Regions from separate parts of the Homo sapiens genome. Here region 1 is linked to region 2. Evidence: chromatin loops called from intact Hi-C (ENCODE). Cell type or tissue: HepG2. All regions are shown on one strand. Links, peaks and the distances in the headings refer to the core of each region. The heading gives the core; the rest is flanking DNA.

Region 1 (11,857 bases), core at 2,506-10,505, 70 kb after region 2:
AAAAACGATGGTTAGATCCCACGAAGTAGGTGGTAATGCCTTAACCGTATGCGTGTTGTCAGGCCCAAGGGCCTCTTCCATCCTTGTCAAAGGGAGTGCTAACCTTCTCTCCTTTAATACAACACAGTTACAGATCTTAACTGGCTATTTGCGATTCTAGCACCAGGCAACACCTTATTCTATAAAATAGAATGAGTATTCTGATGAGCTGAGCAGAGGAGATTATCTTTATAGACAGAAAAGGGCTGAAAAAAAAAAGCAGAAACAAAGAACAAGTTTCAAAGTTATTTTACTTGTATTGGTTAAGGCAGAAGGGACTTCCTTTATCATGGGGATATGGCTATTTTCCCTCTCTTCTGATTTCTCCTAAGGTCAGATGAGCAGCTTAATTTTGGCTTTGTGGCTTGGAACTTTAGCATGAGTGACTCTATTTTGGTTTGGCCTGTTGCGCCTAGTGCAGGAGCTCAGTCCAAACCAATGGCTTTCTATGAATTTTATTTATCAAGACAAACATTCTAGAAGGTAGAAAATCCAAAGAGATTGAGCTGAGCTGGGGGTCGTCTCTAGGAGGAGATTTAGGAGAGACTTAATGAAGGGGTGGCATTTGAGCTGGGACTGGGTTTGGACACTTCTCTGTCTCCACATAGGCTATCCCGTTTCCATCCTCCAAGCTTATCTACTATTCCTCCCAAGGCAGGAGACATTCTTTTCTTGGACAAGTTGATACTTCTCTTTTCCTGGATCCTGGATCCCACCCAGTTTTGTGTCCCAAGAGACTGTCCACCCATGTACATTCTTTTCCTAAAATTATTTTTTTCACTTTTTCTATAATTGAGCATCTACAATGTACCATGCACAGATACTGGAGATAGGAACACAAGCAAGACACAGCCCTAAAACCTCCCATATCTCTCATGGTCTGTTGGGAGAACTAATCATACCCTCAAGCTACATTATTAAGTAGAATACATGCTACAATTGATACAAAGTACCATTTCCGTGGGAAGGGCAAGAACGGTTCATGGACAAAATAGCATATGAATAAGACCTTCAAGAATCAATAGAATTTTAACAGTGTCTTGTATATACTAACCACTCTGAAAATGTTTATTGTGTCTGCCTGGTAGAGATGAAGAGGAGGGCATTTGAGGCTGAGGGAATAGCTTGAGCAAAGGCAAACAGAAGGAAAGAACATGAATCTCCTCTGGCTGGATTCAGGGTGTTTGGGGCAATAATAGTAGTCGAAGAAAGGTTAGAACGAGATCATAGGAATTTTTTTTTCTTTCTTTCTTTCTTTTTTTTGAGATGGAGTCTCGCTCTGTTGCTCAGGCTGGAATGCAATGGTGCAATCTTGGTTCACTGCAACCTCCGCCTCCTGGGTTCAAGCAATTCTCCTGCCTCAGCCTCCCGAGTAGCTAGGATTACAGGCACCCACCACCACGCCCAGCTAATTTTTGTATTTTTAGTAGAGACAGGGTTTCACCATGTTGGTCAGGCTGGTCTCGAACTCCCGACCTCAGATGATCCACCCGCTTTGGCCTCCAAAGTGCTGGGGTTACAGGCGTGAGCCACTGCGCCTGGCCAGGAAATCTTAAATGTCAGATTGGGTTTTTCTTTATAGATTTTTATTCTGCGGGTAGTTGGAAGCTATCAGAAAAATCTATCAGAGGATAGTAATGTAAAAAATTTCTCAAATAATTTTCATGCCTATGTCTTGTTTTCCTTTGGGTCTCATGGCATCCCTGGGAGGTGGATAAGGCAGATAAGGAAATTGAAGTCCAGAAGATCTCCCTTCTGCCTCTCAGTCTCTTAAGTCTTTATACGTATTTAGGCCTTCCTCTAAATAGAAGAAAATGCCACTCTCCAGCTTACTGCATTTTTAACTTATATCCCATTTTTTCTTTTTCTTGTATGGCTAAACCACTTGGATAATTGATATATACTGCTGATATTCTCTTGGCATGACTTACCCTCCAGCCTCTCCTTCATTTTACTAGAACGTTTTCTAGGCTCACCAGAGTCCACTTGACTTAGTCCATTGGTCTCCTTCCATAAATCATCCTACATTATAGATTCATTGAGCTGATAACTGTGTGTCAAGCACAATGCAAGGGCTGATATACAAAGATGAGTAAGACACCACCTTACCATAGAAGCTCTTTAATATACTGGGAGGTAAACATCTATACAGATAATTAGAATCCTATGTGGTGAGTGTGGGGTACAGTAATTGGGAACTGTGGGATGACAAGGAGGGAACACTTAGCCCAGTTTGGTGACTCAAGAGAGATTCAAAGAGGAGATGATACCTAAACTGAATCTTGGAAGATAAGGCCAGTGGGGAAAACATCCCAGGAAGAGGAAACAGCGTACACAAAAGCAAAGATATATGATGTGCAGGGGAAACTACAAGCAGTTTGAAGTTACTAGAACATAATGCACAAAAAGACAAAGGACAAGGCCAGAAAGGTAGCTTGTGGCCAAGTCAGTCTAAGGAGCTTGGACTTCATTCTGTAGGAGGGAGGGAGCTGCAGTCCAATGACCCTTGTGGTTCAGGGGGAGCTATTTCATTAGTACTTCATTGGTGAGTAGTGCTCTGGGAAATTGTATGTGTGTGTGTGTGTGTGTGTGTGTGTGTGTGTGTGTGTGTGTCTGCCTGCTATATCTCTATCAGGTTGGTGCAAAAATAATTGTGGTTTTGCAATTACTTTTAATGGCAAACCATAATTACTTTTGCACCAACCTAATACCTACATACCTACCTATTTATCTATCACGTTGACAGGACTGTATCTAGGTTTTGTGGAGCCCCAAGCAAATGTTTTTGTGGGCCCAGTCTGTATATGCAATTTGATTAAAAACTGTGTTATAGGCCGGGGGCGGCGGTTCACGCCTGTAATCCCAGCACTTAGTGAGGCCAAGGTGGGCGGATCACGAGGTCAAGAGATCAAGACCTTCCTGGCCAACATGGTGAAACCTCTTCTCTACTAAAAATACAAAAACTAGCTGGGCATGGTGGCACGTGCCTGTAGTCCCAGCTACTCGGGAGGCTGAGGCAGGAGAATTGCTTGAACCCGGGAGGCGGAGGTTGCGGTGAGCTGAGATCGCGCCGCTGCACTCTAGCCTGGGCGACAGAGCGAGATTCCGTATCAAAAAACAAACAAACAAACAAAACTGTGTTATAAAATTCATGGACTCGTGAAGAATAGTGATTTAACAACAAAGATTTAGAATAATTAGTAGAGAAAAGTACTTAGATATTTGTTTATTGTCTAATAAGTGCATGTGAATATTCTTTACAGTGTTCAGGCACCATCGCTTTCTGTCTGGGTCCAGGAACTATCTCTTTATGTTATTGTCAAATGTGCTATTTCTCACTAGTTTCTGGCTACATGAGAAAAGGGGAACAACATTGTTATTCAAATACCATGACTCTTCAGAACCTGTTTGTATTGGCCTATGTAGCTTTCTTTGCCCCTCCAGTTCCTAATGCTATTTATTTAAAGCTGGTACTGCAGAGAGTCCCCACTAGGGCAACGCCAAGCGGAAATGTGGGATTGGAGCCACCACATAGTCTGCAGTAGGGCAGTGCCTAGTGAAGCAGCGGGAATGGAGCCATCTCCAAGACCACAAAACTGTAGTCCTACCAGTATGCAACTCCAGCCTGGGAACTGTAGGCAGGAGACTCAATCCATCAGAGCTGCTGCATGGACCGAGCCTAGAAAGGCTGTAGAGGTGGGACTGCCCAAAGCTTTGGGGAACCAGCCTCCCAGCATGTCCAGGAGTGGGACATGAATCAGAGATTATTCTCTAGCTTTAAGACTTAATGTTGTTTTCCCTGTTGGGTTTTGGACTTACTTGGGACCAGTTACCCTTCTTTTCTTGCCTAGTTCTCACTTTTGGAATGGGAATGTCTATCCTATGCCTGTACCACCATTGTAGTTTGGAAAAAGATAACTTGTTTTGATTTCACAGGCTCACAGCTGGAGGAATTTGCCTTGGGATGAATCATGCCTTGAGTCTCACCTATATCTGATTTAGATGAGACTTTGGACTTCAGGCTTTTGAGTTGATGCTGGATTGAGTTAAGACTTTTGGGACTATTGGGATGGAATGAATACATTTTGCAAGTGAGAAGGACATAAATTTGGCTGGGGGGCAGGGGGAGAATTTTATGCTTTGAATGTGTCCCCCCCAAATTCATATGTTGGAAACTTGGCTGCCATTGTGGCAGTACTGAAAGGTGGGGCCTTTGGGAGGCAATTGGGTCACAAGGACAGAGCCTTCATGAATGGATTGATGTTGTTACTACAGGAGTGGACTCCTGATAAAAGGATAAGTTTGGCTGCCATTGTCTGTCTGTTTCATGTACTAACTTCTGCCTTTCACTTTTCCATCATGGGATGAACTTCACCAGATGACGGTGCCATGCTCTTGGACTTACCAACCTCCAGAACTGTGAGCTGAATAAACGTCTTTTCTTTAAACATTACCCAGTGTGTGGTATTCTATTATGGCAGCAGAAAATAGACTAAGACAGCTGGTTGTGTTGATAATGCCATTTATTTAATGCTGGTTACATCATTACTCATGATGCTGCACAATTCTTCACTCTACGTACAAATACTGGCTTCATAACTCAAAGTTTGTTCCTGTGCTTCTTTAGTGATGACACCAATGGCAAGTTTTGCTTAGAGTATGCAGAAAAATGTGAATAAAATTTCGCCGATCAGAGTTTTATATGTATGTTTACAACAATATATCATCCAACCACATCTTCTCTTGAGTTCTTTAGGCCTTAATCACTGAATTCCTAGAAGGTGATTTCTTTCAGTGTTGACTGCACCCCTGCCTTCCACACACTGAAATCAGTTGTCAGGGGAGGGAGTGGATAGGCTCAGGGCCCATGGGTGGAGCAAGAAGAGAAGTTCCATTCATGTAAGGAACATCTGGCCCTCACCTGGAACAGCTTAAAACCAACCCAGTATCTCATGAGATCACTATATTGATCAGAGGCAAGAGAGGACATTGATTGTAAAAGCTGGTTGGCCTTACAGCATAATGGTCTTGAATGGAGAAGATAGGCGTGGCCACTTCTGGAGGATTGCCTGACATGTGTTGCAAAGCCTTGGAGAGGGGTGAACACCTTGTACCAGCTGGAGGTGGGGTACCCCAGCAGTCAGGTTAAAGGATGCATCCACTCTCATTATTGTGTCATGTCAGAGGTGGCACTGTGGTCATAAATGTGGTGAGAGCCAGGGCATTGACCCACACAGGTGGCTCAACCTCAAGGGTTGGTGGTGAACTGTTAGTAGCCCAGAGTTCTGAACTCATATATCCAATGTGAATCACCCCAAATTAGCCAATCAGTACCATTCTAGTGGCCCAGTATTGTTCAATGCCATAAAATAAATACTGTGCTGGTCAGCAGAAGCAATCTACTTGTCAGGTTGCCCTGGACAACCCCATAGGCATGAGCCCTGAACCGCCTCAGGGCATTTGGCCAACCACACAGATCAAGAGGTGGGTCACAGAGTACTCTGAAGAGAAACCAACTGGGATGATCCCAGCCACTGAAGAGAACTTAGAATATTTCAAGAAGAGCACTCAAAAGTGTGGGGTCCCCTGAGAATCTGGCCTGGGGCCTGAGCTAGGGACCCTGCTTGCCTAGGTCTTAGGGCAAATTGTGTAATAAAATAGAGATGATCTCATATTCTTTGCTACTGCTACCATTGAGAGGTGGAGTCTAGTTTTATTCCCTCTAAACCTGCGCTGGTCTTAATGACTTCCTGGACCAACAGAATATGAAAGAAGTGAAATTCTGGGATTTTCAAGGCCAGGTTATAAGAAGCCCTGCAGCTTCCACTCAGCTTCTTGCAGCACTTACTCTGGGAGCCCCAGCCATCATGGAAGAAGCCCAGCAACCTGAGGCCACCATGCTGGAAAGGCCACGTGTAGGGGCTCCCGTTACCATTCCCAGCTGAGTCCAGTCTTCCAGCCATTCCCACCAAGGCATCATACATGTGGGCAAAGCCATATCGTACCCTCTGTGTCTATCTGTCAGCTGAATCCTACTGTGTGACCTCTGTAGACTCCATCTGAAATAGAATTGCCCAGCTGAGCCTCTGGTTGAATTCCTGTCCCACAAAATCAAGAGATATAGTAAAATGGATGAATTTTAAGCCACTGACTTTTGGGCTAGTTTGTTATGCAGCAATAGATAACCAACCTCAAAGAGTTTCTCATGTAGTTGGGATGAGAGGGTACAGGGCTTATGAAAATATAACAGTGCAAGACAGTGTACGAGTGTGTAATGAGTAGTAAGGACAATTAAGTTCTATCAGAATGCAGGAAAGAAAGATCCCTTTGAATTATTATGACAAAGGAAGACTTTCTAGAGTAGATGTGATTTCAGCTGGACCTTGAACTACAAGGATGTATGGAAAGGCAGGCACAGGGCATTCCTGGCAGGCAGTGAGATAAAGTTGGAATGGGTATAGGTAGACCCAGGAGGCAATCTGTGTGGTTTCTCTTGGCTAAGGCAAAGAGTTTCTTTTCTTTCCTTTTTCTTTTCCTTTTTTTTTTTTTTTTTTTTTTTGAGGTGGAGTCTCGCTCTGCCCCACAGGCTGGAGTACAGTGGCATGATCTAAGCTCACTGCAACCTCCGCCTTCCGGGTTCAAGAGATTTTCCTGCCTCAGCCTCCCGAGTAGCTGGGACTACAGGCATGCACCACTACGCCTGGCTAATTTTTTTGTATTTTTAGTAGAGACAGGGTTGCACCATGTTGGTCAGGCTGGTCTCGAACTCCTGACCTCAGGTGATCCACTTGCCTCGGCCTCCCAAAGTGCCGGGATTACAGGCGTGAGCCACTGCGCCCAGCCGAAATAGGATAATTCTATTATCCCTTCTCTTAAACTATTAGTGGCCCCCCTACTCTCCTGGCCTGGTCACTCCCCTTCCCAGCGCACTTTCGGATTATTTTTCCTCCTGGCCGCCCCGCTATTGTGTCCCACCTGTGCCAATGCTCACATGCCACCTTGCACCGTTGGGGCCAGCTGTGACTATGTCCCACTTCCCTTACTAAAATATGAGAGTGCATCGAGATGCCCACATCATTCTTCAGCCACCCCCTGCACTTTCAATCATCCTTTTCAAAGTTCCCCAAAAGATCTTTCTAAAACACAGAGTAGGCTGGGTGCGGTGGCTCACACCTGTAATCCCAGCACTTTGGGAGGCCGAGGCAAGCGGATCACCCAAAGTCAGGAGTTTGCGACCAGTCTAGCCAACATGGTGAAACCCATCTCTACTAAAAATACAAAAATTAGCCGGGCATGGTGGCACATGTCTGTAGTCCCAACTACTCGGGAGGCTGAGGCAGGAGAATCACTTGAACCCAAGAGGCAGAGGCTGCAGTGAGCCGAGATCGTGCCACTGCACTCCAGCATGGGCGACAGAGTGAGACTCTGTCAAAATAAATAAAAATAAAAAAGTAAAAAATGAAACACAGTTGGTGCCTTGCCATGCTAAGCCTTTTGATGGCACCCTGGTGTCTAGAGAACACAGTAATATCCTCATCGTGGCAGACAGAGCCCTCGGTACTGGCCTCATCCTGGTCATTTCCGCCATCCTAACTAGAATAATTGCAGCTCTCCTCACAAGGTCTTTGTGTCTTCTGGCCTTTGTATGCACTGTTCCCTGTGCTTCAAACACCCTTCCCTCTGTCTCAGGCCTAAGCTATTACTGTTCATTCTTCAAGTCCCATTCTGAATTCACCTTCCTTGGGGCATGGCCCCAACCTCTAGGCTGGGCTAGAACCCCTTCCCCATGCTTCCTTAGCACTGGTGCTCCCTCTCAGCACTCGTCACAGGGGTCCCAGTTGTCCATTCACTAGCCCGAGGGTGGAAGATGTGTCTTACATCCCTGCATTTCCTGGTATCCAGCTCAGTGCCCGGTGTGAGGTAGGTGCTTGTGAAACTTCTGTTGCCTGGAAATGGACTCCGTTTCATTAACTTATTCGCCTAAGTATCCTACCTGCTTGGCATTTCAGAAATCTAGAATTATTTGGAAGTCGGCTTTTAGGCGATTAAAAACTGCCCTTAGCGGTGGAGCCATTCTTGCTGGAAGAGCCGTCACCTGGAATCAGTGCAAAGTGCCAAATACAGTGCCTCCCCTTTAGGCACTGGGACAGCCGTGGCTCGTTCTGTGCTCCCATCCGCCTCATGGGAGGCAGGACAGGCATCACCATGCCAGTTTTCTAGACAAGGACACTAAACTTCAGAGAAATTAACTCACCTGCCTAAGCTGGCCAAGCTTGTTGGTGGCAGAAGGGAACTAGGACCAGGCTGCTGTCATAAACCACCCTCCAGGTAGCTGCTGGATCATCTGGCCTTTGTGACCCAAAGAGGGCCGAGTCACACAGATAAACAGGACACCTCTGATGGCTTCCACTCTGGACAGCAACAATGACCCCAGTCACTCCCACCCCAAAGCCAGGGAAACATCATCTTGTCACCTCTGGATTTCTCCTCACCCCCTTGGGTTAAAGCTGAGCAGACAGGGTGGCACTTCTGAATTCAGAGGCTGCAATGAGCTGAGAAAAACAAGCATCTGTGGCCCCCTCCAGGACCCACCAAGTAGAGGGGATGTTGCCCCGGGTGCTGCAGGAGGTGGGAAGGGGACTCCAAGGAAGTTGTCCTCCCTAGAGAGTCCATCAGCAAATTGTCTCATGTAGCCATAACAGCCAGGAGCAAGGCAGGGAAGGAGGGTTTTGTCTAAGGAAAACCAGTGTATTGTAAACAGGATAAAAGGGGCTGGAAAGCCCCACTTATCACTGACTAATATGTCCCCAGGTCATCGGGGAGCTGGACCCCTACCAGCAGCCCTGAGGAGGGAAAGAATTCCCGATTAACCCCATCACCTGTGAGCTGGGCCAGGGCAAAGGTCTGGCTTTTTCTCTTGCTAAATGATTCCCATGGTCATTAGGCATTCGCAGGGCTCAGCAGCATTTCTAGGAAGCCCTCCCAGACTAGAGAAATGCCTTCTGCACCCGCTGCTCTTTGGGGCCATACGGAGCAGGGAGTAGGTGTGCACATCCTTGGGACAGCAGGAGAGGAGGTGTGAGGAAGGCAGAGGTGGCATGAGGCTAGGGGAAGCTGCAGGGGGAGGATGGTGGTCTTCTGGTCAATCGTGGGTGTGGAACAGACTTGTGTGTCACATCAAGCGATGGGGGTTGGCCTAGTGTAGACTTGAGGGGCTGGCTGAGAGATTGGTCACTCTGGGCTCTCACTAATAATGATCTCATTCATTCCTTACGAGCTCCTCATATCCAGGTATCTTAATTTATATTTATTTATTTTATTTATTTTGAGACGGAGTCTCATTCTGTCACCCAGGCTAGAGTGCAGTGGCGTGATCTCGGCTTACTGCAACCTCTGCCTACCAGTTCAAGCGATTCTCCTGCCTCAGCCTCCTGAGTAGCTGGGACTACAGGCGTGTGCCACCATGCCCGGCTAATTTTTATATTTTTAAGTTGAGACGGGGTTTTACCATGTTGGCCAGACTGGTCTTGAACCCCTGACCTCAGGTGATCCACCCACCTTGGCCTCCCAAAGTGCTGAGATTACAGGCGTGAGCCACAGTGCCCAGCTATCTTAATTTGCAGATGAGAAACAACACTGAGACTCAGCCGGGTTACGTAAAACATCCAAAGCTATGCAGCAGGCTGATGGCCAGCTGAGACCTAAATTTAGGCCTCACTGACTCCTACCTTGGGCATGTAAGCACCAGTTGGATCAGATACACCAGGTCAGTATTGAAGTGTGAAGAGTTCTGAGGGATGCTTGGATCATCTGAGTTCTACTCTCCTCTCAATGTACTTCACCCCTCTGGGGAGCCTTCTTTGGTTATCTCTGTCTCCTTTTGGGACCCCATTTTCCTGGACCATTAAGATGTGGGATAGTAGAAAGAGTTCAGTATTTTTAGACACAAAGCCTGAGTCTGATTCTCCAAGCTGGTCCCTTTGGACACATCAATTAATTCCTCTGAAACTCATTTTCTTTATCTTTAATAAGGAAGCAATACTACCCATTCTATGTACTTCACTGAGTTGAAAGAGAATTAAATGAGAAGGGGCATGAAAGGGCTTTCCATTTTGAGTGTTATTGTCACAGTGATTGTCACAGGTGCTCCTGGCCATTTCCCTCTGCACCCACCTTCCTCTCCAAGCATCCTGCCTTCACATTCACCTGCCTTGGCACCGCCATATGCATGTCATGCTCCTGCTCAGGAACCATCAGTGGCTCCCTGCTCCTGCTTCCTTAGCTTGGAATCGTGCCTTCCCCAGACCAACCCACCTCTACCTCCCAAAGTTGGAGCCTCTGCTTCCCTGCACTGCATGAGCTGACCGTGGGCTCAAGTCATGGATCCTATGCTGGGTGCTCTAATACACTGTGTGTTTTCACACCTGTGTGCCTTTGCTGGCTCCCTGAAGTGATTTGTCCCCGCTTCCAAGCTGGCTCAGATCCCAGCTCCTCCTCCAGCAGCCTTCCCGACCACTCAGCCTGTGGCAGCCTTTCCACTCCCTTGCCTTGATTGTTCTTGGCATTCACCTTGCTGGAGTATTGACTTTCCACACATAATCAGTCTCCAGGTTGGATCATATGCTTCTTGAGGACAAAGAGGTGCATATGTCTTTCCATGAATCTGCTCAACTACTCCAAGCTAGACAGGTGATGGCTAAGAGGACATCTTCAGGAATTACTCCATTTCCATGTGGGGTGAGGATGCCTTACCCCACCGTGAGAGTCACTAGAGCAGCGGCACTCGGAGGATCTGGCACACTGGAGGGCTGAGTAAATATCAGTGAATTGACTCCAGCTGTGTCAGGCCAGTGTGGAAGCGGAGGTTGTTTTTGGCAGGTGGCAAAGAGTGCCAACCCAGGAGAGCGCCACAGGACTTGCCCTGAGCATGCAGGAGATCCTGTATCATCCCGACCCATGCCACTCAATGAGTCCTTGGGGTTTCAAGGGGAGAGTGGGAGATGGGGGTATTGAGTAATTGCCTTCCTGCTCATTTGCCCACAGGGAAACTGAGGCCCAGAAAGGGATGTGATCTGCCCGATTGTGCAGAATTCAGAGCCCAGCTGGAACCTGAATGTCCTGACCCCCCATCCAGTGCCCCCCTTCCTACTCTATGCTGCCTCTCGGGTGACACACACAGCAGCAAGTGAGCCCTGCAGACAGAGACATTCTAGAACCCAGGCCTGGGACCAGTGCTCAGGAGCCATACTCTCAGCTAGATTGCCTTCAGCCTGCCAGGAGGAGGAGCAGCCCAGTCCAGACTGAAAGCCTCCAAGGAGGAAGTTCTACCGGCTTCTCCATGCCTCCAAACCCACTGTACCTTGTGCATTCCATCTGGAATTTTCTTCTGTTGAAAGGAAGGTGCTGGGTGGGAGGAGGAGGGAGAGGATCAGGAAAAATAACTAATAAATACTAGGCTTAATATCTGACACAAGTTTACGTATATAACAAACCTGCACATGTACCCCTGAACTTAAAAGAAAAGTTAAACAAAAAATAAAGGTGCTGTTGCCATGGCCCAAGCCACAGCGTCTAGAGCTGTGCCATCCAATACGCTAGCTGTTAGCCACATGCAGCTCCTGAGTACTTGAAACGTGGCTAGAGCAAATCGAGATGTGATGTCACTGTAAAGCATACACTGGCTTTCGAAGACAGTACAGAAAAAGGTAAAAAGGTAAAATATTAATATGCTTACATTTATGTTTTATGTTGAAACGATATTTTTCATCTGTATTGGATTAAATAAAATGTATTAATTTCCTCTGCTCCTTTTTCCATT
Region 2 (11,857 bases), core at 2,419-10,418:
CAATTCTCCTGCCTCAGCGTCCTGAGTAGCTGGGATTACAGGGGTGCACCACCACACCCGGCTAATTTTTTGTATTTTTGATAGAGATGGGGTTTCACCATGTTGGCCAGGCTGGTCTCGAACTCTTGACCTCAGGTGATCCACCCACCTCGGCCTCCCAAAGTCCTGGGATTACAGGCGTGAACCACCGTGCCTGGCCTATACTGTTTCTTTTTAGAAGTAGGACCCTTCTTTAAATGAAACTTAATAAGGCTCATGTAAGCAACAGATAAGAAGTCATTCTGTTGGCATATTTTATAAATTCAAATATGCAGTATTTAGAAGACCAGTTAGGGGTCTTCTAGACCAGTTAGACATCATCTCAAGATGACATCTCAGAAGATGATGACTATAGTTTTAAATCAGCCTCAGTACCAGTGACATTCAAATCAAAGTTTTGCAGAACTAGCAAAGCACCTCTGTAGAACCCCACGGTTCCACCAGGAACATAATTTGAAAACCATTGCAATGGGATAAATTCCTGGAAGTGGAATTGCTGGAGCAAAGGGCCTGAACCTTTTAAAAGCAGTCTGTGGCCAGGTGTGGTGGCTCACACCTGTAATCCCAATACTTTGGGAGGCCAAGGCGGGAGGATTGCTTGAGGCCAAGAGTTCAAGATCAGCCTGGACAACATGGTGAAACCCTGTCTCTACCAAATATATGAAAATTAGCTGGGTGTGGTGGTGCATGCCTGTAATCTCAGCTTCTTGGGAGGCTGAGGCATGAGAATTGCTTGAATCCAGGAGGTGGAGGTTGCAGTGAGCCGAGATCGTGCCACTGCACTCTAGCCTGGGCGACATAACAAGACTCTATCTTAAGAAAAAAAAAAAGCATTTTGTGTGTGTTGTCAAATTGTCCTACAGAAAGAGAGAAATAAACGTGTTTCTAATACTCAAATGAGTGTGAACACCTTCCTGCATCCAGCTGGCCTTGACAGGTGAATGCCCTGGACACTGGTTCCTGGTGTGGTGTGAACCATGTCCTTCCCTTGTCTTACCCCTTACAACGACTGGGGGAAGATCCTTCAAGATTCTCACATTGTACATGCTCAACAAAGCTTTCAACAACATCAATAGTGTGATCACTTTATTCTTGACTTAAGGACATTGGCAAAGATCTTTATGATATGTTATCAGGTGAATTACATAGGACCCTTTGTGTAACTGATAAAAAGTTATCTTGAGGTAGCTGAAGCCATAAAGGGGGATTTAATTTAATACCTTATGTCACCAGACTACAGGAGCGTCCAGGGTTCTAAAAGTTGGGGCTTTCTTTCACTATTGTTTTGACTCTTCTGTGTCTGGGACTTCACCCTTTCTGCCGCAGATAGGTTTTCTCTATCTTTCCACTGTGGAGAGGAATATAATAGGCCTGCGTCCCTATAGCCTTGTCACTGGACAGAACAGAGCTCTTTTCCACCACCTCCGTGTAGAAATTCTCAGGGAAGATTTCAGATTGGCCCACTTTGGCTTATCTTTTAATTATTCCTTATGGTGTAACAACCCCAAAACGGAATGGCTTAACAATAACCATTTAATTATTTCTCATGATTCTGTGGGGTTTTGGGCTCAGCTGCAGAGCTCTGCTGGTCTCGCTCTGTCATTCATGGGACAGGAGTGCCCAAAATAGTTTCCCTAAATGTCAGGCACCGTGGCGAGGATGGCTGAAAGCTAGAAACTTGCCCTGTTCACACGCTGTCTCTAAATAGCCAGCTTGGGCTTCTTGGCATGGCAGCTGGGTCCCAAAAGTGAGTGTTTGAAGAGGACCAGCCCCATTGTGCAAGCGCTCACCAAGCCTCTGCTTACATTACGCTTTCAGTTGTCCCACTGGCCAAAGCCAATCACATAGCCAAGCCCAGCATCACTGTGGGAGTGACGATACAAGGGTATGATACCTGGGGTCAGGGACCCTGGTGGCCACCAACCAGCCTGTCGTGGGTCACATCCCTGTCCCTGAGCTAATCATCAAGGTCAGGCAGAAGAGTACTAAGATTGGCTCAGCCTCAATCATGCATCCCCTTATATCTGGGGGGCAGGGGAAGCCTAATTGGCAGGTCCCACCTTAACTGGTTGGGATGGGGAAGAGCGATTCCTCAAAAGAAAGCAGATGATGTTTAGAGCAGACAAAACAAGGGGCAAGATGTCTTTACAATTCTGAGCACAACTTAGCCAGAGCCAACCTGCCTTGTGCTTGTGTCCCGCCGTGGGATCTGTTCGAAGGGGGTAGTCCCCAGCAGTTGTCCTGACCTGAATATGTTTCTATTTCCTGCCTTCACAGACCCTGAAGCAGGTGACAGGAGTCCCTACAACACGTTCTGTCCTTCACCGGAAAGGCATCTGACTAGCATGCCTACTCAAAAGTCCTCCACCTTGCAGAATCTGCATGGAGTCCTTGGCTATGCTAGCAGAGTCTGAAAATGATTTCCTATGCTCGAGCAGGGGTTGGCATTGCTAAACTGCTGAGGGACAGAGTGAAACACTCATTTCCTGTGTTCTGTTGACCTGCGTCCACAGTGTCCCCTCTGGGTGCCCCCCACATGTTATGTCTTCCTCTATTCGCACCTTCTCACCGTTTATCATTATCTAGTTTCTTTACTTGTCTTCCTCTCCAGACTGAGCTCCTTGAAGGCAGGGACTGGCTTTCACTGTGATTCCCTAGCACTTAGCTGGACACAGAAGATGCTCAGTACGTGTTCAGTGAATGGGTGAACAAGCTGATGACTTCTAAACCTTTATCTCCAGCCCCAGGGTGCCTAAGTTCCCCGGCCATGCCTCCAACTGTCTGCCTGACACTGTCACGTGCACATCCCACGGTCACCTCAGACTCATCATGTTCAACCCTGAGCCCCTCAACTCCACCTTGGCCTGACCACTCCGCCCACTTGTTCACTCCCAGTGAAGGCCAGAAATCTGGGAACCATTCCTCAGATTCACAGGCTCCAGAATCCCCTCCCACTTTCCATCTCCTCTTTCCCTGCCTTTGTTCACCTGCATCATTGCCTTTTTAAAAAAATGACATGAAATACACATAACATAAAATTAACAGTTTGAAAGTGAACAATGTCTTGGCAATTTTGGCAATTTGTGCATTCACAATGTCCATCACCACTTCCAAAACATTTCAGCACTCCAAAAGGAAACCTTGTACCCATCAAGCAGTTGCTCCCCAACTCACCTCTCTCCCCAGCCCCAGCAACCACCAATCTTGGTTCTCTCTTTGGATTTACCTTTTCTGGGTATTTCATACAAATGGAATCATACAGTATATGTTATTTTTTGAGTCTGGCTTCTTGCACTTAACATAATGCATTTGTTTGTTTGTTTGTTTGTTTTTTGAGACAGTCTTGCTCTAGTTGCCCAGGCTGGAGTGCAGTGATGCAATCTCGGCTCACTGCAACATCCACCTCCCAAGTTCAAGCGATTGTCCTACCTCAGCCTCCCGAGTAGCTGGGACTATAGGCGTGTGCCACCATGCCTGGCTAATTTTTGTATTTTTAGTAGAGACACGGTTTCCCTGTGTTGGCCAGGCTGGTCCCAAACTCCTGACCTCAGGTGATCTGCCTGCCTCAGCCTCCCAAAGTGCTGGGATTACAGGCATGAGCCACAGCACCCGGACTTAACGTAATGTTTCTGAAGTTCATCCACATTATTAAAGTATGTGTAAGTATATGCTATAAGGTTTATAGCATGCACACATACTTCACTCCTTCCTATGAATAATATTCCATTGTATGGATAAACCACATTTTGCTTATCCCTTCATCTAGTGATAAATAGCTGGGCTGTTTCTACCTTTTGGCTGTTGTGAATAGTGCTGCTATAAACATGCATGTGTGTATATTTGCTGGAGTGCCAGTTTTCAGTTCTTTGGGTATATACTTAGAGTGGGGTCACTCATCGGGGCCTTTTGCCTTGTCTATTGCAGTAGCCCCCAAACCGGCCTCCTAGAGCCAGTGCACTCTGTCCTCCATATGGTTGCAAGAGTCTTCACCATTTTCCTTTCTTTTTCAAAAAATATAATTTTTTTCTTATTGTAAACTCTATTGTCAAATTTTTTAATGCGAAAAAAGAGTTGTTTTATTTTTAATCTGGGGAAATGTAAATGCCAGGCTGATCGTGTGTCTCCCCTGTGTTTTGGATGAAGTCCTGAGCGTCCTGGCGCCCACATGCCTCTTTAGCCATCTCTTCTGATGTTCTTCCTCACCGCCTCCCCATGCCTGTTCCCCTGCAGCTACAGTTATTATTATTATTATTGTTATTTTTGAGATGGAGTCTCACTCTGTTGCCCAGGCTGGAGTGCAGTGGCACCATATTGGCTCACTGCAACCTCCGCCTCCCGAGTTCAAGCGATTTTCCTTCCTCAGCCTCCTGAGTAGCTGGGATTATAGGCATGCACCACCACGCTTGGCTAATTTTTGTATTTTTAGTAGAGACGGGCCACCGTGTCAGCCAGGCTGGTCTTGAACCCCTGACCTCAAATGATCCGCCCACCTCGGCCTCCCAAAGTGCTGGGATTACAGGTGTGAGCCACCCCCCCTGGCCTGCAACTATAGTTATGCACTCCGCCAGCCTCTGAGCCACTGCACATGCTATTCCTCTGTGGGACTGCCCTTCCTGCCCTTCCAGTCTGATCTGTCCCACTTACCTTCTCTGACTCAGCTCTCCTTGTGACTGTTCCCCCCAGCAGGTCACACATACCTGAAAGTGGCCAGGATCACTGTGTCCAGGACAGAAGGAAAAGGAAGACGCACATAGGATGCAGTTAGGTTTCACTGATTGACCATAAGCAGCACTGGTTTTACCTCTCACTTCTCCGCGGTCTCAGATAGTCCCCACAGTGTCTAAGCTAAATAGGGAACCACCAACCCACCCAAGCTCCGTCATTAGGAGTTGGCATCTTGCTACATTCCCTTGTTGTGACGGCTGGCAGTGAAGCTTGTGAACAAATGGGCAACCCATAAGGAGCTTTCTCTTCCTTTTTCCTTCCTCCAGGCTTGTTTTTTCTACTCGGGAAGCCAGATGCTTTAGAGCTTAATTACACCCTACAGTTGGAAGCGCAGAATGTCAGAGCTGTAAAGGAAGGACCTTATTATAAATAATAGTTACTAGCATTTATTGAGCACTTACTCTGTGCCAGGCACTGCGCCAGGCCCGTTTCCAGGCATTACCTCATTTAACCTTCCCAACAATTCTAGGAGGCAGTTACCATCATCATCATCCCTGGTCTATAGGGAAGGAAACTTAGGCTTGGGGAGGCTTCGGGGCACTTCCTAAACTGTGCTAAATGGTACATAGTGGCACAAAATATTAGTCGGTGTTGGCAAAAAAGGATTCCATTGATAAATGCTGAATCCCGCATCCCCCCCTTGCCCCACCCCCAGGGAAATTCACAATGTACATCCACATACTAAAGGTCCTGAGAAGTCCTATAGCAATGAAATCTGTTTAGGTCAATGTCTACTCTGTTGCAGACCTCGCAGAACTATTTATCCAAAGAGCACAGTTTGGAGAACGTAGGTATTAACCAACTTTCTCATTTTACAGATTAGGGTACCAGAGGCCCAGGCAGTACTTTTGGGGTAGACGAGGTACAGACCTTTGGCTCCTCACTGTCTTCAAGCCCACAAGAAGCATAGAGCAGAAGAAGACAGAGGAGGGCCCATCTGGCCCACTACCTGTTCTTGTAAATAAAGCTTTATTGAAGGTATTCTGATTAAGCTCCCATAGTTAATGAATGAGCCAATGGAAGCCCAGAGAGGATGGTTCACTTGTCCAATGTCACACAGTCAATTAGGGGCAGAGGCAGAAGTAGATCACAGATGTCCAAAATCCAGGTATTCTGTTGGGTTGTGAGCTCCATGTCACCTGGGATGCCTGTCTCATTCTCCACTGTGTAGAACTTAGCCAGGCACTGCTCCCTGTCTGCTACTGCATAGACACCCAACCTGCAAGGCATTTCTTTAAATTTTCTTTTTTTTTTTTTTTTGAGATGGAATCTCACTTTGTCTCCCAGGCTGGAGTGCAATGGTGCGATCTTGGCTCACTGCAACCTCCGCCTCCCAGGTTCAAGCAATTCTCTTGCCTCAGCCTCCTGAGTAGCTGGGATTACAGGCGTGCACCACCACGCCCAGCTAATTTTTGTATATTTTAGTAGAGACAGGGTTTCACCATGTTGGTCAGGCTGGTCTCGAACTAGTGACCTCATGATCCACCTGCCTCAGCCTCCCAAAGTGCTGGGATTACAGGCATGGTTGGCCTGAACTGCCTGGGTACTTCCCTCTGCCTTCAACCTCTGTAGGTAAACTGAGCAGGGGCCAACCTCGAAGTCTCTTAGGGGTCAAAGGCTGAACAGGGCAATCCATGTTTATTTCAATTCCGTACCAGATGCAGTAAAATGTCATTAACTTTCCCTCTGCCAATTTGAAACGTGAGATCATTTGGACAGGAACTGGGCAAACAGGCAGCAGGCTACCTTTGCCCATTCCAGGAAAAGCGTGCCAAACAAATGAAGAGTGTAAACCGGGTCCTAGGGGGGTTGTTTAAAACCACTTCAGAAAATAAATGATGTCCAAAGGCTCTTGGGCCTCCCTGAAGTACACTCTCATATAGTGGTCATCTATTTACTTGTTTCTGAAGGTGTCTGGGTGGTTTACAGTTGAATATGCAAATAAAATCATTCTTATCTCTTCATTAAAATGGCTCATACAAAGAACACTTATTGACAAACGTGAACAATTTAAAATCTCTGCAGATTTAAGCATTTTCCTTCTGGCGGGTCCATCCAGCAAGTGATACTAATTAGGAGCTTTTATTAACCTTGAGATCTGGAGGAGGGGGACTTCTTACTGACTCTGGATGGCTCAGGCATGCCAGAGGGCTAAAGGTTCATCTAGAAACAGCTGCAGAGACAGCAGGGCATAAAGCTCCGGGTGGCAGCTCTTCCTGGGGCAGCCGGACTGCCCAGATGGCCCTTCCAGAGCTGGGAAATGCAGACTTGTCCCTGAGGTGGAGGGTAAAAATAGTCCCATGTGGGTGGTGGCTTGGCCCAGAGGCACTGGCTTCCTTTTCTCTAGAGCAGGGGGAGGCAGCCAGTTGACAGACTCACCCTTAGGCTCCTGAGCCCCTCTAAGCCCGGCTCGGGGGAGTCTTTCCCCAACAACGAAGCACTCCCACCCCCAACCCCACCCCCAACACATACACATATGCCAAGTGCTGGAAAGACTTTGAGCTTAGTTGTAGGGTAACTAAGGATTTAAATCCTGGCTGTGCTATTACCAGCTCTGTGACCTGGGACAAGATCCTTTTCCTTTCCAGGCCTCTATTTTCTCATCTGTCAACTTGTTTCTTTCTACAAGTCTTGCTGTGAAGATTAAATAACAATAAGAACTGATGTGTTTCACTCTGTATCCTCACTCTTCTGTCCCTCTCCCTTCCAGCCAGGTGCTCACCTTCTAGCACATTCTTCAAGAGTTACTCTGAGGCAAGCCAGCCGCCATGTCATGAGGACACTCAAGCAGCACCATGGAGAGGTCCGATGGCGAGGAACAGAGGATCCCCCTGCCGACAGCCAATGAGGAACAGGCCTCCTGCCAACAGCCGTGTAAGGGGTCACCTTGGAAGCCAATGGCCCCTCCCTGGTCAGGCTTTTACATGACTGCAGTCCTGGCCAACATCCTGACGGCAACCTCATGAGAGACCTTGAGCCAGAGCCACCCACCTAAGCTGCTTATAGGTTCCTGGCCCTCAGAAATCACATGAGATCATAAATGTTTGCTCAATTTGAGATATTTGTGATGTAGCAATAAATAACAAACACACTTACCTTTCAGGGTTATTATGAGAATTAAGAGTTAATACACATCAAACTACAACCAAACTTGCTGGGACCAGAGGCTCAAGAAAGGGCAGACAGGGCCGGGTGCAGTGGCTCATGCCTGTAATCCCAATACTTTGGGAGGCCGAGGCAGGTGGATCATCTGAGGTCAGGAGTTCGAGACCAGCTGGCCAACATGGTGAAACCCTGTGTCTACTAAAAATACAAAAATTAGCCAGGCATGGTGGCGGACACCTGTAATCCCAGCTACTCGGGAGGCTGAGGCAGGCCTCACTTGAACCTGAGAGCTGGAGGCTGAAGTGAGCAGAGATCATGCCACCGCACTCCAGCCTGGGTGACATAGCGAGACTCCGTCTCAAAAAAAAAAAAAAAAAAAAAAAAAGAAGAAAGGGCAGACAGAAACCACAGAAGGAGGAGTGGTTAGCTAGGTCCAGGCCAGATGGGGTCCTGCTCCTGACGTGGATGGTTCTGGGAGACCAAATATGCAAATAGACAATGGCCAGACCACATATTAAAATAGAACTCTGCCCCCAAACCTACAGCACCAGCCCAGGAAGCCAACGAACAACCCCTGCAGCAATCAGCCCCAAATGGCCAGGACTTGATGGTAACTGACAGCTTCCCTAATTTTGTTCCCACTTTCAATGCAGGACAAACCGGAGAAAGCCAAATATGCTCCCCTAACCAATTACTTAGGATGCCCCTCTTCTAATGAGCCCAACTGTAGCTTTCCTGCACCACCAACAGGACGTACCTGAAGCCTTCTCCTTTTTCCGCTATAAAGCCTTCCCCTCGGCCTGCCTTTGAGTCTCCATGAAAAGCAAGTGACAGTGGCTGCCTCCCTTACTGTAACAAGCTCTGAATAAACAGCCTTTGCTTGCTCTCATTTGAGTGGTCTTTGTTTACATCCACAAGCCCAAGGTCTCTCTCCCCCTTCCTGCTCCCAGGTCAAAGATGTCTTTTTCCCTCCCCAGCACCTCCCCCAGGGATGATGGGAGAGAGGGGGACGGGGATAATGAAGAGCGTGGCTTTGGAACAGGACAGATCTGGGCTGAAATTCTGGCTCTGATGCTTAACTAGCTGCGTGATCTTAAGTAAGTCAATTAAACAGTCAGTGCCGCTGTTTCCTCATGTCAAGGGGACAGTCCAGCAGAACCCAAAGGCTGGTGTGAGAGAATTCAGGGAGGTAATGTATTTAATGCACTGGGCATGTAATAGATGCTTAATAAAGGAAAGGTCAGCCATCATGTCAGCCTCCTCACAACTCGCTGGAGTGGGCAGGGCCCCATTCTGCATCCTCACTCACCCCACCCCTTTCCTTTACATCAGGCAGTCTGACTTCAGCTGGATGCAATCAAGGTACGGACTCCAAGTCCAGGGTATAGCAAAAGCCAGGGGTTGGTTTCAGACAAAGGATATAACTGAGCATTTCTCTACAGAAATCCAATTGGGCCAAAGCAGAGGACAGAATGTTCGGGCCAGACACCTGCTGGACTCCCTGTTCTATCCTGGCTCCAAGGGGTGATCAGGGCAGGGGAGACTCTTGCCCTGAAAACTGCATGCCTTTGCGCCAGGCCAGCTTTCCCAGGACTGAGGAGCTTGAGCCAGGTTGTTTCCCAATCTGGGGTGCCTATGTGTGCCTCAGTTTCTTCATCTTTAAAGTGATAATTTTGCCAGGCACAGTGGCTCACACCTGTAATCCCAACACTTTGGGAGACTGAGGTGGTAGATCATCTGAGCCCAGGAGTTCGAGACCATCCTGGGCAACATAGTGAGACCCTGTCTGAACAAAAAATAAAATAAAAAATTATGGTGGCACATGCCTGTGGGCTCAGCTACTCAGAAAGTTGAGGTAAGGGGATCACTTGAGCCAGGTGATCAGGGCTGTAGTGAGTTGTGATTGCACCACTGCACTCCAGCCTGGGCAACAGAGCGAGATCCTGTCTCAAAATAAAAATAAATAAATAAAATAATAATTTTAATAACTTACCAGGATATACACACATGCTTAATGTTCTAATAATGAGTATCAGGATGGGTATGGGTGTCTTAGTCTGCTTTATGCTGCTATAACAGGATGCTTGTTATAAAGAGGGCAATTTATAAATAGAAATTAATTTCTCACAGTCTAGGAGCTGGGAAGTCCAAGATCGAGTGGCCAGCATCTATCTGGTGAGTGCCTTCTTTCTGCATTAAAACATGGCAGAAGACATCACATGCCAGAAAGAGAAGAGAGAGAAAGAGAAAGAGGGGTGGAACTCATCCTTTTATAAAGAACCCACTCCTGAGACAATGGCACTAATCTATTCATGAGGGTGGTGCCCCTGACCCAAACAATGGCAGCATCTCACCCCACCTCCCAACACCTCCACATTGGGGGTCAAGTTTTCAACAGATGAACTTGGGGAGACATATTCAAACCATAACAGGGAGCAGAGGCTCTGTGATGCCTGTGTGTTGGGGCATCCCGAATCCCTTCACTCCAATTTGCCATGCCCTTTCCATCCCCTTGTCTCCCACTTCACTGTCACCACTGGAATTCAAGTCTCCAGGCAGCATCTTTTGCCTGCATTATTGCAATAACAAAGTGCTTTCTTTACTCTCCTGCAACAATCAAAGCATGCAAATTAACATACGGGTGAGAAACCACCCCTGCCCCCACCCCCCTTCGCTACTCAGGCAAAGACTTTTAAAATAATGATAACAATGTTGGGGGTGGGGAGCCCCCTTTCCCCACAGGGCATGATTGTACACTGGTATATTTCTGGAAAGCAATTTAGTAGGAAGTACTTTTTGATTCTTTTTTTCTTTTTTTATTTTATTTTATTTTATTTTTTTTGAGACGGAGTCTCGCTCTGTCACCCAGGCTGGAGTGCAGTGGCGTGATCTCGGCTCACTGCAAGCTTCACCTCCCGGGTTCACGCCATTCTCCTGCCTCAGCCTCCTGAGTAGCTGGGACTACAGGCGCCCGCCACCACGCCCGGCTAATTTTTTTTTTTTTTTTTGTATTTTTAGTAGAGACAGGGTTTCACGGTGTTAGCCAGGATGGTCTCGATCTCCTGACCTCGTGATCCACCCGCCTCGGCCTCTCAAAGTGCTGGGATTACAGGCGTGAGCCACCGCGCCCGGCCTACTTTTTGATTCTACAGGTCCATTTTTCAAAATACAATCTAAAGAAAAATCAGTTTTGGCACAAATACTTTGTTACAAGGCTCCTTATGGTAATATTGTTTCTGATGAAAGAAAAAAGAAGACAGAAAGAAAGAAAGAAGAAAGAAGAGAAAGAAAGAAGAGAAAGAAGAAGAGAAAGAAAGAAGAAGGAAGGAAGGAGAGAAGGAAAGGGAGAAGGAAGAAGAAGGAAAGAAAAACTCAGACATCCAGCAGGAAGCTTGGTTAAATAAACTGTAGTAGTCCATACCTTAAAATGCCATTCCTTCACTAAAAATGATGTTGTAGCTCAGTAGTTTGTGCATCACGTGGGAACTGTTAGAAATGCACATTCTGGGGCCCCATCCCACATCTGATTCAGAAACTCTTGGGGTTGGTTGGGGTGGGGAGGTTGGGGGCGGGAGGTGGAAGCAATCTGGGTTTTAATAAACCCTCCAAGGCAATTCAGAGCCATAGCTGTAGAGGACCATCGCTAGGGAAAGTTACGCTGTTAAGTGAGGAAAGGTTGGGAGGCAGTAAGCAGGAACGGTGCATCCCCATATCTGTTATCTAGAGAAAGGCACAAATAGAAAAAGTCTGGGAGGAGTTTATACCCAGGTGATAACATCGACACTCTCTAGGAGGCAGATTATAAAGTTTTAGAGTAATTTCGGTAATTCATGTTTTCTAAACTAGTCTACAATGACTATGTTTGTGTAAAAAAGAAAGAAAAAAACAGTAATTTATTTTTTAATTTAAAAAAAAAGTTAAATGGGACCAAGTTGAGAGGAGGGTGTAGGGAAGGAGGCAGAGAGCCCGCCTCGCCGCGACAGCTTTC

What was found. Hi-C counts contacts between places; a loop is a spot of excess contacts. Peaks named below come from ENCODE experiments on the same cell type or tissue, not always from the same donor. Only the 100,000 strongest peaks of a DNase experiment are listed, where the experiment ranks them.
Region 1: it touches region 2 in a loop (16-fold over the local background); 4 of 110 quality-filtered maps call a loop at or near these places.

What each region holds. Positions count from the first base shown.
Region 1 is chr17:46,909,392-46,921,248 of GRCh38, reverse strand. LINC01974 (long intergenic non-protein coding RNA 1974) reads left to right here and starts at 8,448. Exons shown (of 3, transcript NR_184096.1): 1 at 8,448-8,667; 2 at 9,663-9,805; 3 at 11,083-11,507. GOSR2-DT (GOSR2 divergent transcript) reads left to right here. Exons shown (of 3, transcript NR_186460.1): 2 at 3,976-4,084; 3 at 4,418-4,492. LOC112268191 (a long non-coding RNA gene) reads right to left here and starts at 8,422. Exons shown (of 2, transcript XR_002958114.2): 1 at 8,294-8,422; 2 at 5,733-6,137. It also overlaps a transcript of LRRC37A2 not described here and the pseudogene RNU6ATAC3P. In HepG2, for the core only: no CTCF peak of the experiment used is centred there; no DNase peak of the experiment used is centred there; H3K27me3 peaks cover 2,356 bases.
Region 2 is chr17:46,979,687-46,991,543 of GRCh38, reverse strand. LOC101927060 (a long non-coding RNA gene) reads left to right here. Exons shown (of 9, transcript XR_243711.6): 8 at 5,583-5,742; 9 at 7,475-8,758. It also overlaps a transcript of LRRC37A2 not described here. Among named protein-coding and RNA genes, the nearest start is that of RPRML, 6.4 kb to the right of the region's middle. In HepG2, for the core only: no CTCF peak of the experiment used is centred there; DNase peaks (open chromatin) are centred at 6,453 and 8,723.